Linked DNA regions of Homo sapiens: region 2 is linked to region 1. A link is a contact called in ENCODE Hi-C data. All regions are on one chromosome and are shown on one strand. The core of a region is the stretch at or near the end of the contact, and the rest is flanking DNA. Distances in the headings are between cores, read along the strand shown.

Region 1 (7,891 bases), core at 1,757-4,256:
TGATATCGTTTGGATATTTGTCCCCGCCCAAATCTCGTGTTGAATTGTAAACCCCAGTGTTAGAGGTGGGCCTGGTGGGAGGTGTTTGGGTCATGGGGACGGATCCCTCAGGGCCTGATACTGTCCTCCAGATAGTGATTTCTCATGAGATCTGGCATTTTGAGCGTGTGGCACCTTTCCCCCAACTCTCTCTCTTGCTTCCACTCTGCCATGTGAGATGCCTGTTCCCGCTTTGCCTTCTGCCATGAGTAAAAGCTGCTTGAGGCCTCCCCAGAAGCCGAGCAGATGCTGGCACCACGCTTCCTGTACAGCCTGAAGAACTGTGAGCCTATTCAACCTCTTTTCATTATAAATTACCCAGTCTCAGGAATTTGTTTATAGCAATACAAGAACGGACTAATACGTGGTAGAACCCATTTCCCATGAACTCCAGAGTCCATGCTCTGTGCTTCTGAGGCTAAAATAAAGTTTAATAAGCCAGCTGATTTAGGGCAGCCAGCATGGTGCATGGCACAGTAGGTGCCTAATAAATGTTTGCGAAATTATTAATAACTACTGAGCTGGCAGAGCTGTTTAGTTCCAGGTGTGATACCCAGGAGGGTGTGAACTTGCAACCCCTGCACCCACAGGGGAGAAGCGGCCCAGCCACCAGGGGCAGGAACTCACCCACGGGGAGGCGCAGGTCTCTGGGCTTCTGCTGAGGAGCTTGTGAGGTAGAGGCGCGGGCGGGAAGAGAACCCGTGGGTCCAGCCCCAAGCCTGGGCCATGCTCCCCCGCTGAGGGGCTGCCCGGCCCAGCCAAGGCCCACTTCCCTGGCGGCGCTGACCGTGGTGGTGACTCGGCCTGACCTGGAGACCATCTCCTGGTGGGCGAGTATCTGGGGAGGCCTGGGTCGGTGGTACCCTCGAGTTTGGAGAGCACATGTGCTCGAGGGGCCAGTTCTCTTCCCAGGGGGCAGAGGGTGAGAGGAGACAGCTGAAGTCTTGGAGACCCACAAGGGAGAGCGCCCATGCCCCTTCCTGGGTCCACGTGCAGGCCAGGTGGGCTTGGGGCTGAGGCCTGTGGTTCTCGGGCCGGGGAGCATCGCTGGGGAGATGAGTCGTTTTTGGTTAGCGAGTGTTTGCGGGCTAGTGGTGGACGGCTGCCTGCTTCTTTGCTTGGGGACCACGGTCTTCTTGGGGACACAGGCTTGTAGCTCAAGGCTGAGCCTGTGTCTTTCTCCACAGAGCCCAGAGGGGCCGGTCCCAGCCAGGGGAGGCCCGGCATGCTCTGGCTGGACATGGAGCAGCTGCTGGCTGTCAGGCGCTCAGCTTCCGAGACCGAGCTGCCTCGTGTAGCCTCCGTGCCAGAGGCGGGGGCATCTGGGGGCTGAGGGCCCAGGATGGGTGAGGAGTCTGCCCGCAGTGCATGTGGTGGGCCAGGCGGGGGCGCCTCTGAGGATGGTCTGGACAGCTCATCCTGGCTCTCCTCCTCATCCTCATCCTCGTCTTCGTCCAGGTCTGAGTCTGAGTCCGAGTCCTCCAGGTCCGAAAACTGGTGCTCCTCCACAGCCTCTGAACCCTCTCGTCCTTCCGAGTCCTGGAACAGGTCGTCACTGGTTCCTGAGGGCAAACACAGAAGACCCAAGGTCACAGTTGGGCCTTGGCCCCACTGCCCACACGGCTGCTCCTCTCTGAGCCCCAGTTTCCTTGCCTGCTGACTGGGCAAAATAGCCATCGCAAGGGCACAAGATTGTTGGGACAACCAAGAAACGTAACAGATATGGGAGCGCTTTGTAAATAATAATGAACAATAATTCCCTTATGCCTAGAATGTGCAATGTTCAGTTCTGAGAGCTTTAGGTATATTTATTCATTTAGACCTCAGAGAATCCTGTGAAGCTGGTACTGTTCTCATCCTCATGTTACAGATGAGGAAACTGAGGTAAGAGAAAGTAAGTAACTTGCCCATGGAAGACAGCAGTAGGGCTGGGATTGAGCCATAGCAAAGAAGACAGTCTTTGTTTGTTTGTTTGTTTGTTTGTTTGTTTCACTAGCATCTCAGTGCTGGCTTCACCATGGGCAACTTACCACCTTGCTCTGCTTGGTCTCCCCCTTTGTCGAATGAATGTGATGGTCTCACCTCACCAGGTTTTCTAGGAGGACTAAAATGAAGGCCTGGCACATATTGAGGGCTTAAAAATAATTATAGCTACCATATTAATACATTAATGATGAAATCTGTTATTCCAGGACAGGGCAGTCACACTGGCTGGTCCAGCAGCACAGAGCCATCCGTGGTCAGTGTACACACACATCTGCCACGGTGACCAGGCTCCCGGTGGCTGGCACAATGGCATCTGGCAGGTGGCGGACTCTGGCCTCTGTGGGCGGCTTGACTAAGCTGGCCTCAGGCTGCAGAGCAGGTCCCCATCCCAGCCACGCTCTTATCTGAGGAGCCACTGCCCTTTTGAAGTCCAGGCTGCCTCTAGCCTCGGGGCCCTCCCATTGCCTGCCAGCCCCAGCTCCACCCCATAGTTTTCGACCTACATGTGGCTGAATGCCCACTTTTGTCCACTTTGGACATCTGACTGCTGCATGTTGAGTGACTTGGAAGCAATTGTTCACAAGAGTAAACAAAAAACAAAATTGTGATACTTGTTTCAGATATTGTTGGACATTTAGGTCACTTGCACTCCTTAAACAGACTATAAGAATAATGACAGAGTTATTGAATAGAGTCTAAAAGTGGGGGTTAGGGCTCTGGAATACTAGCCTCCTGGTCTGATTCCTCTGGGATGACCCCAACCAGTCGGGTCACCTCTAACATGTCAGGAGTCTAGTTTGGGCATCTCTGAAATGGACAGCAATCCGGATGCTGGGGAGAGCTCCGCTAACATCTGGCCTGTTCGCTGGCCCATCACTAGACCATTGGAACCTGTTTCTGGTCTGCAGAGTGAGGTTGCTGACAGGTGGGTTGAGCTGGCCAGCCAGCCCCATCGCTCACACATATCAGTACTGCACCCACCTGACCAGGAGGGCTGGCACAGAAACTGACTCAGGCCGCTGGGGCAGCTAGGCTTTGGCTCTCAACCATGCCCAGCTGCCCCGGGGCCAGAAAGCCCGGAACTAGCACTTCCAAGTCACTCAATATGCAGCAGTCAGATGTCCAAAGTGGACAAAAGTGGGCATTCAGCCGGATGTAGGTCAAAAGCTATGGGGTGGAGCTGGGGCTGGCAGGCAAAAGGAGGCCCCTGAGGCTAGAGGCAGGGTGATGAGACCAGAGGAGGAATGAAGGATTAGGATGAGAGCAGGGCTGGGGATGGGGGTGAACTTTGTAGTTATGCCCCAGGCATTTACCTCCCTTGCCTAGGACTTTGGGAGGGGCCTAATTCAACACCTGTTCACCTGGCCCTGCCCCTCATTTACATACAGCAAAATCCAGGCACAGATGACCCAGTGAGAGCTGGTGGCTGAGTCAGAACTAAGGTTTACAGCCCTTGCATTATTACGCTGACAGTTTAAAAATGATGTGCTGCACTAAGAAGCAGGGAATGGTCGGGTTTGAATCTCAGCACTACCACTTCCTTGCTGTGTGACGTTGGATACTTTACTTTCTGTGTGTCTGGTTTCCTCATCTGTAAACTGGGTAGCAATAAAAGCACTCTAGGAAGCTGTTCAGAGGACTGTGAGGGTCTGGCACACAGTAAGTACCCAATAAACTTCAGCTCCTGTCATCCCATGATACCCTGTCCCCCCAGTCTCAGCAGGCAGGTAGCTGGGGTGGGATTGTCAGCATTTTGCAGATGAAGGTCACAGGGGTAGTGTTAGGAGTGAAGGAGAGTCAGGACCAGCGTCTCCTGATGTCCAGCAGGGAGGGCTCCTAAAGATCCTCTTTACTAATGTGGAAGTTGAGACCCAGTGGGGGTAATGGCCCGTCCTGGGCACTCAGTGCATGAATGCTGGAAGCCAAGAGTCCCCTGCCCAGCTCGGGGCTGGCCGGGGCCTCCACATCTGCGTTCCTGCAGGGCGCTGAGGGAATGCCCCTGGCTGGGCGGCCCCGCCCCTGCTGGGATCCAGGCCAACGCTCCACAAATGAGAGAGCTTGAGCGCGCGGCGGGCGCCGCTGGGAGAGGCCACACGGTGGCGCTAGCGCCCAGCCTGGCCAGCACCATGGGCAGGGCCGGGGCGCCTGGCTCCTTCCAGGCAGTTCTCCCACGCGCCACCTCGCGTCCCACAGACACGAACTCCTGCCGCTCCCCCCGGCATCTGTCTCGTCGCGGGAAGTGGAAACTCCATCCTTCAGTCTCTTGGGCCGTAATCCTTGGAGTCCTCCATGGCTCCTTTTCGTTCTTCCCCCTCTCTTCTGCCCCATATGGGGTCATCTGAGCCTGTGGGCTCTCCCTCCGGAACCTCCCCAGAATCCCGCCGCTTTTCCACCTCCTGAGCACACCCGTGCTCCCCGCGCCCACGGCACAGGCCAGAGGACGCCCTGCCTCTCTCCTCCGCTCCAGGGCACCCCCCCATGCCCTTCAGCCCTCAGGCTCTAGCTCTCTCTGAACCGGCTGCCCCCGCGTCCAGCGGGCTCCAGCACGCGGGCCAAGCGCCGTGGCCCCCGGGGACCCCACACCTGCTGCTCCCTCTGCAGGAGAGCTCCTCCCTGACCCCACGTGGCTCCTGACCCCGGTTCCTCCGGGTGGGTTCTCTGCTCACACCGCCCTGTCTAGCACAGCGGCCCTCCCCACGGGCCCCAGCCCTCACTTGGCTCTTCTGCTTTCTCTTTGGCTTCACAGGCAGGGCCCCTGCTCTACTCCACCATCGTTCCTTGCCCAGCTCCCCTGCCATGCCGACTGCCTGAGGGCAGGAGCTGTTTTATTTATTGCGGAACCCCCAGCACCCAGAACAGAGCCAGGCACAGAGACTGTGCCCAGTAATTACTTCTGGAATGAATGCATGGATTTCGTCCTCCGAAAAGTGGCTCTGAGCATCCTCGTTTGCTCCACTGGGAAAATGAGGCTGGGGCAGGGCAGGGACCTCAGGGGAGGGCTCTGGCTTAGGTTCAGGCTCCCCTGGTCCAGCCCACCAGGCAGTGGACTGGCATGCAGCCAGGGTTTTTGTGTGACCTTGGGCTATTTTTACCTGTCTGAGCTTTGACTTCCCTGACTTAACATGAGTGACACAAGTTTCTGCCACCTGTTTTGAGGACTCAATGAGACAACATGTGCATATGGCCCAGTGTATCCTTGACAAGCATAGTGAACCCCATTCTAGCTTTGGGGGGGAACAGCCCCAAGTTCACTGTGTTCTCCTCTATAAAAATGACTTATTCCACCTAAAAGGAAATATGACTTAACTCTTTTTTGTAAGACCACAAATACATCCCCAAATTGGAAAAACAAAAACAGAACAAGACACACAGTGCGTGCATACACACTCCTCTCTGTCACACTCTAAGTCCTGGGGCTGATTTCAGGGAATCAGTATGCTTCCTGCTTTGCTTGGTGCTGGCGAGATGGCTCCAGCCTCCTTCTGTTGGAGGGACTGCCGTCCACCACCAAAGCCCCTCTGGCCACCTGCCTGACTGCTGAGGCTGGGCAGTGCTCAGCCAGACCCACTGGCTTCGACTCCTCTGCCCTGTCTTCTCAGAGACTGACTCTAAGATGCCTCCTGGGGATTGACCACCATGGCCGGGGTGTGTACGGGGATGGGGCTGGGAGGTGACAAGCGGCTGTCAGGTCTGGTTTGGGCTTTTTTGAAACTCTCCTAGCTCCAAAAGGCCCATGTGTCAGGCCCATGCCAGAGTGTGTAGGCAGGAGTGTGGGTGTGGAGCTTCGGAGAGTATGTGTCCCACAGTGTCACTATGAGGGGTTGGCTGGGATAATTCAGGGCATGCATTTAGAACCCGCCTGACACATAGTGGGCACTCAATCAACGTTGGCTGTAAGTTCTCTTGTGTGCATTTATTCAGTAAACATTCACTGAGCACCCATGGGTGCCAGGCGCTCCACCTGCATGGCAGATGGTAATGCATGATAGCTAGGGCTGCAGAGCATATCCTATCAGCATGTGGGGAGGTGGCTCGATCATTCAGGGAATTTAACCTTTGTCTGATACTTGGGAGAACTGAAGGTGAAGCTATTGGAGGGAGAGAGGGGAGGAGGGGGAATGGGGCAAAGCAGACAGAAAGGAAGCAGGGAAGGCAAGCAGGAAAGGTGGAGGAGGATAGGGAAAGCGGACAAGGGGAAAGGGGACGGAGAAGGTTGGCAATTGTTACCTTCTTCGGCTTCCAGCTCCTCCAGCACCCCTGTCTCTTGGCACTTTTTGCTGTGGGCCTTCGACTTCATGTGCTTAGTCAGATTCCCTAGAAAGAAACGAGAATACTTAGGCTCTGCTATGGGGCAGGAGGCCAGGGCGGACCCAGGGCTCATGGAGGTAGCACCTGGCCGGCAGGCCATGGTTTCTCAGGCCAGTCAAGGCCCTGCCAGCTGCAGGGCTGGGCAGGAGCTGGGGTATCCCTCTGCCCCGGTGCTCAGGCCCAGAAGTGTAGCCACAGCTGCTGTTCAGGGCAGTGCACAGCAGCTAGGTGGGGTGGGCGAGGGCTGTGAGGGGACAGACAGTATAATGAGGAAGTGAGATGCTGGTTAAAAAACAAACAAAAAAGAAATTAAAAGACAACTCAAGTGCAATAGGTTTTTTTTTTTTTTTTTGCTTCTGATTTAAGTCTGGCCCTAGTAGCTGGTGACACTCATCAGGCAGGACTATTGGCCATCTCAAGTGTGGGATGACGTGGGAGGCTCCCATTGACCGGCATGACGGGTGAGGACTGAGCATGCCCTTCTGGCTGAGGACACCTCTAGGGCAGCTCACAGGGCAGAATTCTAAAGTGTAGGTAGAGAAACCAGGGCAAATTTAATATTAGGCATGGCGAGAGGGCAGAAGGTGAGAGTAGGGAAGTCTACTAGCCAGGGACTCAGGAGCCACAAGGCTGGGGGCCCAAGCTTGGTTTCCATAGAGAAGTCCCATTTCTGGGCCTTCAGTTTCCCCAGGCCAATCTACAGTGCAGACACAGGACCAGGGTGGTTCAGGGAAGGCCTGGGCAAGGCCTCTGTCCTGCTCCATGCCTACAAAGCCCTCAGAGGGGAGGCTGACTTTGCCCCAAGTTGTAGGTCCAGCCCACAAGCTGAAGAGTGGAGGCAGCAGCTCTGTGGAATCAGGGAACAGTAGCAACAGCTTCAGTTCCCCAACAGGTGCACAACATTTCACAGGCCACACAGCTCTGTGGACAGGAGCGTTCTAGGAAGGACAGGCAGAGCATCCCAGCCTGCCCCAGAAGAACACAGGCCAGATGCCTCAGGATATTCCTTTGGGCCCAGCAGCTACTCCCAAACCGTGATGTGCTCACTGTTGCCCTGGGGATGGCTATATTTCCATATGGTCATTAACATCATAAGTCATAAGTTCCCTGAGTCAGGTGCTCTGTCCCATTAGTCTAATGAATTGGTAAGTTTGAATGGATGGATGGAGGAGAGAAGAATGGAAAGAGCTAAGCCTCCTGGAGTGGATGAATAGAGCGATTGGTGCGTGGATAGATAAAGTGGATAAAGGAAATATAAAGAGAATGAAGAACAGGAAGAGGATAGACAGAAGGATGGAACGCTAGATGAGCAGATAAGGAGATGAATAGGCAGACGGAGGATAGGTGAGTAGATGAAAACAAATGGAAGGATAGATGGAGAATGGGTCAATAAACAGATGAGATGATGGAGAGCTGGATGGGAGGACAGAGACGTGGATGAATGGAAGAATGGAAGAATGGCTGGTTGGATGGATGAATGGATACATGCACTATTACATGCATGAGAGTACAGACAGAAGGATGAAAGAATGGGAAGTTGGATGGGTGGGAGGACAAA
Region 2 (7,891 bases), core at 2,575-5,074, 640 kb after region 1:
CCTCAATGACTGCAACATAGGAACCCTAAGTTTCTCACCTGCTAGCCTGCCCTGCAGATTTCAGAGTCAAGACTGCAATATCAAATCTAATTTGAATTTCCAGCCTGCCAAACTTCCCTACAGATTTCAGACTTACCAGCTCAGCAGTCATGTGAGCCAGTTCTTTAAAATAAATTTAGTTAGATGACACATAGATAGATCTATCCAATAGGATAGACGTGCCAGGTATTGTTTCAGGAGAACAAAACAAATTCTTTACTGTAATAGAACTTACATTCTAGGAGACAGAAAGATGCAAAACTTTAGATGGATATGTATGACAGGTGCTACGAGAAAGCAAGTTAAAAGAGTTAGGAGTGGTGGGAGAAGCTCTCTGAAGTAAGATTTTTTTCAGTGTGATTAACATTTACAATCAGTAGACTTTCTAGTAAGAAATATATATCTCTATATAGGATGTATGTGTGTGTGTGTGTTCTGTATCTGTGTGTGGGTGTGTGTGTGTGTATGTTCTGCTTATCTGGAGAACCCTGCCTAATATAAGGCTATTGCAATAATCCATTCAACCTGTGATGATAGCTTGAACCTTGATCATAGCAGTGGAGATGATGAGAAACGGGTGGAATCCAGAAATATCTTGAAGGTAGAGCCAACTGGATTTGCTAGTGAATTTAATTTGGCAAATAAAAAAGAGACATCAAGGATGACTCCCAGATTTTTGACTTGACAACTGGGTGAATGGTAGTACTATCAACCGGTATGAGAGGAACTGAGGAGGCCGGTAGATAAATGAGTTTGGGATTGAGAAGAAAGGCCAGGCTATGGAGTAAACAGAGTGTTGATGGTATTAAAGCCCTTGTGATGGGATAAATCGCCAAGGGGGTGATTACAGACAGGAAGAAAGACGTCCAAAGACAGCCTTGGTGCCCCCTGGGCACTCTAACACCTAGAGGTCAGGAAGAGAAGGAAAAACCAAGGAAGGAAGCTGAGAATATGGAGCCAGAGAGATTGGCAGAAAATGTGGAGAGTCCCAGGAGTCAAATGGTGAAAGCACTTTACTCCAAGAAAGATGGAGTGGTCAGCTATGACAAATGCTGTGGGGAACTGAGCAGTTTGGGGCAGGGAGAGCCCTGGGCTCTGGGCACCATAGCAGTGGGCACTGAGCAGCGAGGCCAGGGTAGAGAGCGGAGCTGCCCAAATGCACATGGGCAAACTGTCACCCACCCCACATCTGTGATTGAGGCTTCCACACAGGGTGAACTCCAGGCTCTTGTGACAGTCACTTCCCACATCCCTAAAGAAGGAAGTGCCCTGATAATACCACGTCAATGCACATGGGCTGGCCAGGGGTAGCGTCAAGGATTTGCGTCTGTGGCCAAGTTGGTTGTGATGGATGGTGGGTCATTTAGAAAGAGATTAGGAGGAGGTGGGTTTGACAAATAAACTTGAGTCATGTTAGGCAGATAGGGAAGTCATACCTGGTTCCCAGGGAAGACTGACACATGACGGGCCCTGGCTGGAGGAGCCACAGGGCGAGGAAAGGACAGACACCATGGCCAAGGGGCCCCCAGACCCTACCGCTATGTCCCATTGATGTGGGGGTCAAGGGAGATGAGCTTCCTCTCGTGGAAAGACCATAGATTTAGGTATCAAGCAGCCTCATAACAACCTCAAACACTGGAGACGTCACATTATTTTTACAAATGAGAAACTGAGATCACAGAGGTCGTCGCTTGTCCAAGGTCCTACAGTTGATCAGACCCAAGTATGGACATTCCAGCCCAGCATTGAGTTCAGCCTGTGCATGTCAGAAAGCAGCACTGGTCCTGCTATAGATTGAGAGATGGGGCTTGTCATGGGAGTTACATAAGGAGAGGCAGGGAAACCCCCCTTCATGACGCATCCCCCATAAGCCAGGCACATGCTGGGGAAATGGTTGGTTTTAGGGAGAGTCACAGGCTCTCCTGGGACAGGTATCGTTCAGTTTTTCCTTACAACAACCACTATGAGGTCTTTTTAAAAATTATTATTACTATTTTCTCTACTTTACTGATGAAGAAGCGGAGGCTCAGAGAAGCTAAGTAATGTACCAAAGATCACACAGCTGGTAAGTGCTGTCATTCGGGTTTGAACCCAGCTCTCCTCATCTCTAAGTCCTCAGTTCCTTTTTCTATAACACCACAGGCTGAGCAAAGGCAAGAATTCCAGGTAGAAAATCTGCTTACCCCTCTTGCTCCCACAGTGACAACAAACATGGTGCTTCATTGGGCCTCAGGTTACTCATCTGTAAAATGGGAATAACCATTATGCCTATCCTTTAGGATTCAATGGGATTACGACTATAACATAGCTTTGTGCACAGTATTCAAGAAATGAGAGCTATTATTCCCAGATGGTTGTTTTCATTTTACAGATTAGAGGGCATGTAAGATTCCCTTCATTTCCATAGACTCTAAAGAGCAAAGGCTGAAGTCTGGATTCAAAGCAATACATAAGAAATTCCAAAGTTCACTTGAGCTTCTTCTTCATTTCAGTCTGAGATAAGAAAAAGGAAGATGGCATTTCAGGCAGGTGGAATGAGTAGGCAAAGACATGAGATGGGATTAGACCTGTGCAAATAGGGTTGGTATGGGGAAGCACGATGACATCAGATTTTAGCCACTTTTGGGAGTGGCATCTTAAATGCCAAGGTGAGCTATCAGGGCTTCAATCCAACGTTCAGGCTCAATGTCAGGGGAGCCTGCCACATGCCAGAGTCTGTGCCTGGCAGAGCTGAGCCCTGGCACACGCACTGTTTACAGCTGCCTGGTATGGCAGTGGTGATATCACCCTTAGAGACTTTGCCCTCTTCTCTCTGACCCAACCTTCAACCACTGGGGCAGTAGGTTATGCATTGCCTAGAAGGCAACTGTAAGATTCAGGGGCTGCTATGGATGCATTACCCAGGAGATAAGGGCAACCTCAGGTGGGCCGGGGCCCTCACAGCAACCTTACGAGAGGGGTTGTATCATGCCCATTTGATGGAAGAGAAAACTAAGATTCCATTAGAATTGATGTGACGTATCCTAAATCACACAGCTGCAGCAGGACTAGGATTTGAATGCGGGTCAATCTGCCTCCAACACTACTGCCTTTTCCTCCATGCTGGATTAGGCTATTGGCTTCTGAAAGCACAGACAGGTGAGATGGGTCAAACATGGCCTGAAGCACCCAGGCACAGGTGGGAGATGGCAAGCAGAGGCAGGTTCAAAACGTGGGGCCAGGACTGGTCTGAAAGATAGTCGTTAAATAGCACTGAGGAGAGGGAGTGAGAGAGATGTGGGTCTTGGGGGAGTGGGGTCTTGAGAACCCTGAAATCAGCAGTGTCTGCCCACTTTGCCCTGGACCAGCCTCTCTGTCTGTATCCTTCCCCCAGAGAAAGGACCATGGGCTGACCTGGGCCAAGGACACCTGGCTGGAGCCCCTTCTCTGACATTAACTAGCTCCGTGACCTGGGGAAAGCCACCCTCCCTCCTGAGCCTCACTTTTCCTGTCTGTAAAATGGCCTCCCCGTCATCACACCCACACAGGTGTCTTGAGGAGTGAATGATGGTGTGCTCCAAGGCCCCCATGGAGAGCCCGGCACATGGCAGGCACTCGGTGTTCAAGCACTGTGTTCCCATAGACTCTGGGCTCCTGCCCTCCTCGCCCCCAACCCCCTTCCTAGGAACCAGCCCCGGCTTGTCAGAGAGCCAGCTAGCTGTCAACCCCACCCCAGCTGGCCAGTTAATGAGTGACCAGGACTCCTGAGCCTGACCTATAAGGAGGTGCTAGGCAGGGACACAGATGGGAGACGGTGGACAGCGGCAGGGGGAACCCAGGGAGCGCGATGGGCTGCAGGGCTGCATCAGGGCTCCTGCCAGGAGTGGCCGTGGTCCTCCTGCTGCTGCTGCAGAGCACACAGTCAGTCTACATCCAGGTGAGTCCCTTGGCCAGCGTTCCCTTTGCCTGAAGGGCCCCATGGTGGGAGGCTAGGCTGGAGAGGGTGTACTGGGAATTCAGAGGGGCACCGGGGGAGCACGGGGCCCGGGGCTCAGCCCAACACCCATCACAGCCCAGAGACCAAGGCAGCTGGTGGGTGGGGGCAGCCAGATGTTGATGGCAGTGATGATGGCAATGACAACACCAAACTGATTCAGCGCTGCTCCCCTCAAAGGCCCGTGCTGGTCACAGAGGTCAGGGTGTGGAACAGAAGGCTCCTCCTTGCATGGGAGGAGGCCAGAAAGGGAAGGAGACACCCTGTTATGCTCCCACAGTTCCGTATATTCACCCACATGTAGGTGGAGGAGGACAGGCTCCAGAAAAATTTTCCTGAGAAGTAACCCTTGAGCTGGCATTGCAAGATGAACAGGAGGTTGCCAGACACAGATGATGGGGAAACTGTTCCAGGCCAAGGGGCACAGCATGTGCAAAGACCAGATAGAAGACTATGGGGGTTCCAGTGCCCTTCCAGGGGGCATGGGAGAGTGGCAGTAGTCGTCACAGCAGGGCCTGTCTGCCACGTCACAGGGGATGCTGCTGGCCTCGCCCAGCATAGCAGAGACGTCTGTGGCCCTGGGTGTCACATCCCTGACTCTGGGCATGGTCTCCTTGGGAAGAACAAAGTGGGTCCCAGAGAGGGGTGCAGGAGACTTGGCCTCCCCAACAGCCCTGGCCTCAGAGACCAGCTACTTGGGGCTGCCATCACTCTGCCATGTGAGCTCAGGCAGGCGTACTCAGTTAGTGATTGTGCCCTGGTACCAGGCCCCCACGGGAGATGTCAGATGAGGGAACTGAGGCTGAGTGGGGAACAGACAGGCAGCCGGTCATGGGCAGAGGTGGGATTTGAACCAGGGCTTGTCTGTCTCTAAAGCCTCGAACCACTGTGCTCCACAGCCCCGCTGCTTCTTCCTCACACCTCTCACCGCAGCGGCTCTTTCCAGTGTGGCCCTGGACTTCCCATAGAGACGGGGAAGGCTCTGGAGGATCTGCAGGGTTTGAGCAACCCTGGGTGTCATGGCAGTGCCTGCCCCTGGACCAGGTCTTGACCTGCTCCTATCTCCTCTCCCCTGTCTGTAGTACCAAGGCTTCCGGGTCCAGCTGGAATCCATGAAGAAGCTGAGTGACCTGGAGGCACAGTGGGCACCCAGCCCCCGCCTGCAGGCCCAGAGCCTCCTGCCCGCCGTGTGCCACCACCCTGCTCTGCCTCAGGACCTTCAGCCTGTCTGCGCCTCGCAGGAGGCTTCCAGCATCTTCAAGACCCTGAGTAAGTGCCCCCGCTCCCTGCAGAACCTCGCTCTGTCTCCTCCCACGCCCAGGCTCCTCCACCTGGGTTGTTTCTCTTAAGCACCCAGCGGCTGAGGATGGGGAGATTCAAGTAACTCAGGCCCTGTCCCACTGGCTCCCAGGACTCCCCGGTTTGGGCACTGTGAGTCAGGCATGCCTGGAACCTGCTTCGTCCCCTTAGTCCACGCCAGGCACAGACCCATCAACAGACAATGGCTGCGTGGAGCAGAGAGGAGAGCTGGCTGACATCTGCGATGGGACAGGGGTGTGAAAGGCTTCCAAGAGGAGGTGTCAGCCAAGCTGAAACCTGAGGGATCGTGCAGAGCCAGGCACGAGAATGTAGCAACTAGCTAGCACTTACTGAGCACCTACTGTGTGCCGGGACTTGTCGGTCCTGCATTATCTCCTCACAGTGACCCTGTCCATTTAGCAAACAAGAAATCTCAGGCACAGGGAGTGTGAGTGACTTGCCCAGTGGCCGCTAGGAAGGAGAGCATCTGGGACTTGAACCCAAGCCCTCACTCCACCTCTAGACGTTCCTGCTCCCAGTCTGTGGAAGATGCCGCCCATTCCCAAGCAGACCTCTTCTGCTGCCTGGCCACAGAGGGCCCAGGTTCAGGTCAACTGACCAGTTCTCTCCCTGCCCAGGGACCATCGCTAACGACGACTGTGAGCTGTGTGTGAACGTTGCGTGTACCGGCTGCCTCTGAGATAGCCCTGGGTACCCTGAGCCCACCAGGGACACCTCGCCCTTCAGCCCACCACCCTGGCAGGCTTCCATCCCCGTCCATGCTCAAGATGGGTCCCTGGCCACCATGGTCATCACCACCCTTCCAGGGCCTGAGCAGCTGGATCTGGTACAAAGCAATCGGACATAGAGTTGGAGGGGGAGGCCCCTGAGGCAGCCCAGCTCCTGAATAAAGATTCTACAACACACGAGTCCACGTGTCCTTTGTTCATCCCCAGGAGCCATGGGAGGAGCTTCTGGAGAAGAAGTGTGGATTGAGGAGAAAGACGGGACTAAAAATACCAGGCAGGAATTTTCCTGAAGTTTTCAAGGCCCGGGGAGTTGATTGAACCCCATCCCGAATATGAGGGAGCTGAGGCTCGGAGCAGGAATGAGGCATCCAGGATCACAGAGCTCAGAAGCCCCAGAGCCAGCCAGACCTGGCGACCCCCAGGCTGAACTCAAGGCCTCCCCAGCTTCGGAGCAAGAGCAACTGTGCTCCTGACGCAGGAGTGGGGTTGGGGCAGGGAGGAGGTGAGACAGAAGGAGAGAGTGGAGGGAAGATTCAAGCAGCATGTCCTCCCAAGCTGTAATCAGGGCCGACTCTGCCTGGGGTCTGCGTGAGAAGATCGGCCCTTGGCCTTCATCCTCATTCCCAAGCTCCCACTTTTCCCAGCCCCACAGGGACCATCTGGCCAGCTCCAGCTGGGAGGCCTTCCCACCCTCTCTCCATCCTGGCAGCCTGAGGAATATTAATAATAATTAATAGCCAACAAACGCCAGGCACAGTGGCTCACACCTGTAATTCCAGTACTTTAGGAGGCCATGATGGGAGGATTGCTTGAGGCCATGAGTTTGAGACAAACCCGGGCAACGTAGGGAGATCCCATCTCTATGAAAAAATTGAAAGTTAGCCAGAAGTATTGGCACTTGCCTGTAGTTCCAGCTACACAGGAGGCTGAGACAGGAGGATCACTTGAACCTGGGAGGTTGAGGCCATAGTGAGCTGTGATCACACCACTGAACTCCAGCCTTGGCAACAGAGCAAGACCTTGTATTTAAAAATAATAATAATTATAGGCTGGGTGTGGTGACTCACACCTGTAACCCCAGCACTTTGGGAGGTCAAGGTGGGAGGATCACTGAGGTCGGGAGTTTAAGACCAGCCTGGCCAACATGGCGAAACCCCGTCTTTACTAAATACAAAAATTAGCCAGACGTGTAATCGCAGCTACTCAGGAGGCTGAGGCAAGAGAATCACTTGAGCCCAGGAGGCGGATGTTGCAGTGAGCCGAGATTGCAGCACTGCACTCCATCCTGGGTGACAAGAACAAGACCCTGTCTCAGAAAAAAAATGAAAAAAAAATAAAAATAATTATTATTATTATAATTATAACAGCCAATGTTTATTGAGCATTCACTCTATCCCAGGCACTATCCTACTCACTTGGCACTCATGGTAACTCATGGAGTCCTCACAACAGACCGATGAAGCAGATACTGTTATTATCACCCCACCCAGTCTAAGAAGAGTCAGGTACAGAGAGAAAAACTAAGCCCAGATCATAGACCAAGCAAAATGACAAGACAGGGCACTTCCCAGGACATGTGGGCCAGGGTCCATGCTCTGACCACCATATTACTCCCTTGCTCCAGCGGATGATGCCTCATGGGGACCCAGTGCAGCCTCCACATCCTTGCAGCCAACCTCAGTGCCTTTATTCAGGCTGGGAGCCATGCTGGGAACTTCTGGGAGCAGGGCCTTTCCAGAGTGGGGTCCCCCAAAGCCTTGGTCCTGGACAGCCGCGGAGGAGCAAAGTTGGAGGCCAAGAGGCTGTGCCATCTGAACTCAGCTCCCGAAGA

The links. Hi-C counts contacts between places; a loop is a spot of excess contacts on that map. Pooled maps may share reads with other maps.
Region 2: a loop to region 1 is called in a map with no recorded cell type, with 4 times the contacts of the local background. The contact joins the promoter of GUCA2B here to the enhancer-like site in region 1. A Hi-C loop is called at or near these places in 6 of 37 single-sample maps with no recorded cell type and 6 of 50 pooled maps.

Annotation. Positions count from the first base shown.
Region 1 is chr1:41,512,150-41,520,040 of GRCh38, forward strand. It overlaps HIVEP3 (HIVEP zinc finger 3), which reads right to left. Exons shown (of 9, transcript NM_024503.5): 7 at 6,253-6,339; 8 at 667-1,601. Among named protein-coding and RNA genes, the nearest start is that of EDN2, 31 kb to the left of the region's middle. RefSeq lists enhancers at 879-1,379, 6,609-6,658 and a silencer at 4,024-4,203. Within about 2 kb of position 3,007, at least 12 of the 41 ENCODE cell types and tissues checked have a DNase peak (open chromatin) inside an H3K27ac peak, as active enhancers do.
Region 2 is chr1:42,149,586-42,157,476 of GRCh38, forward strand. GUCA2B (guanylate cyclase activator 2B) reads left to right here and starts at 3,825. Exons shown (of 3, transcript NM_007102.3): 1 at 3,825-3,955; 2 at 5,095-5,281; 3 at 5,950-6,235. The coding sequence starts at 3,866. The coding sequence ends at 6,011.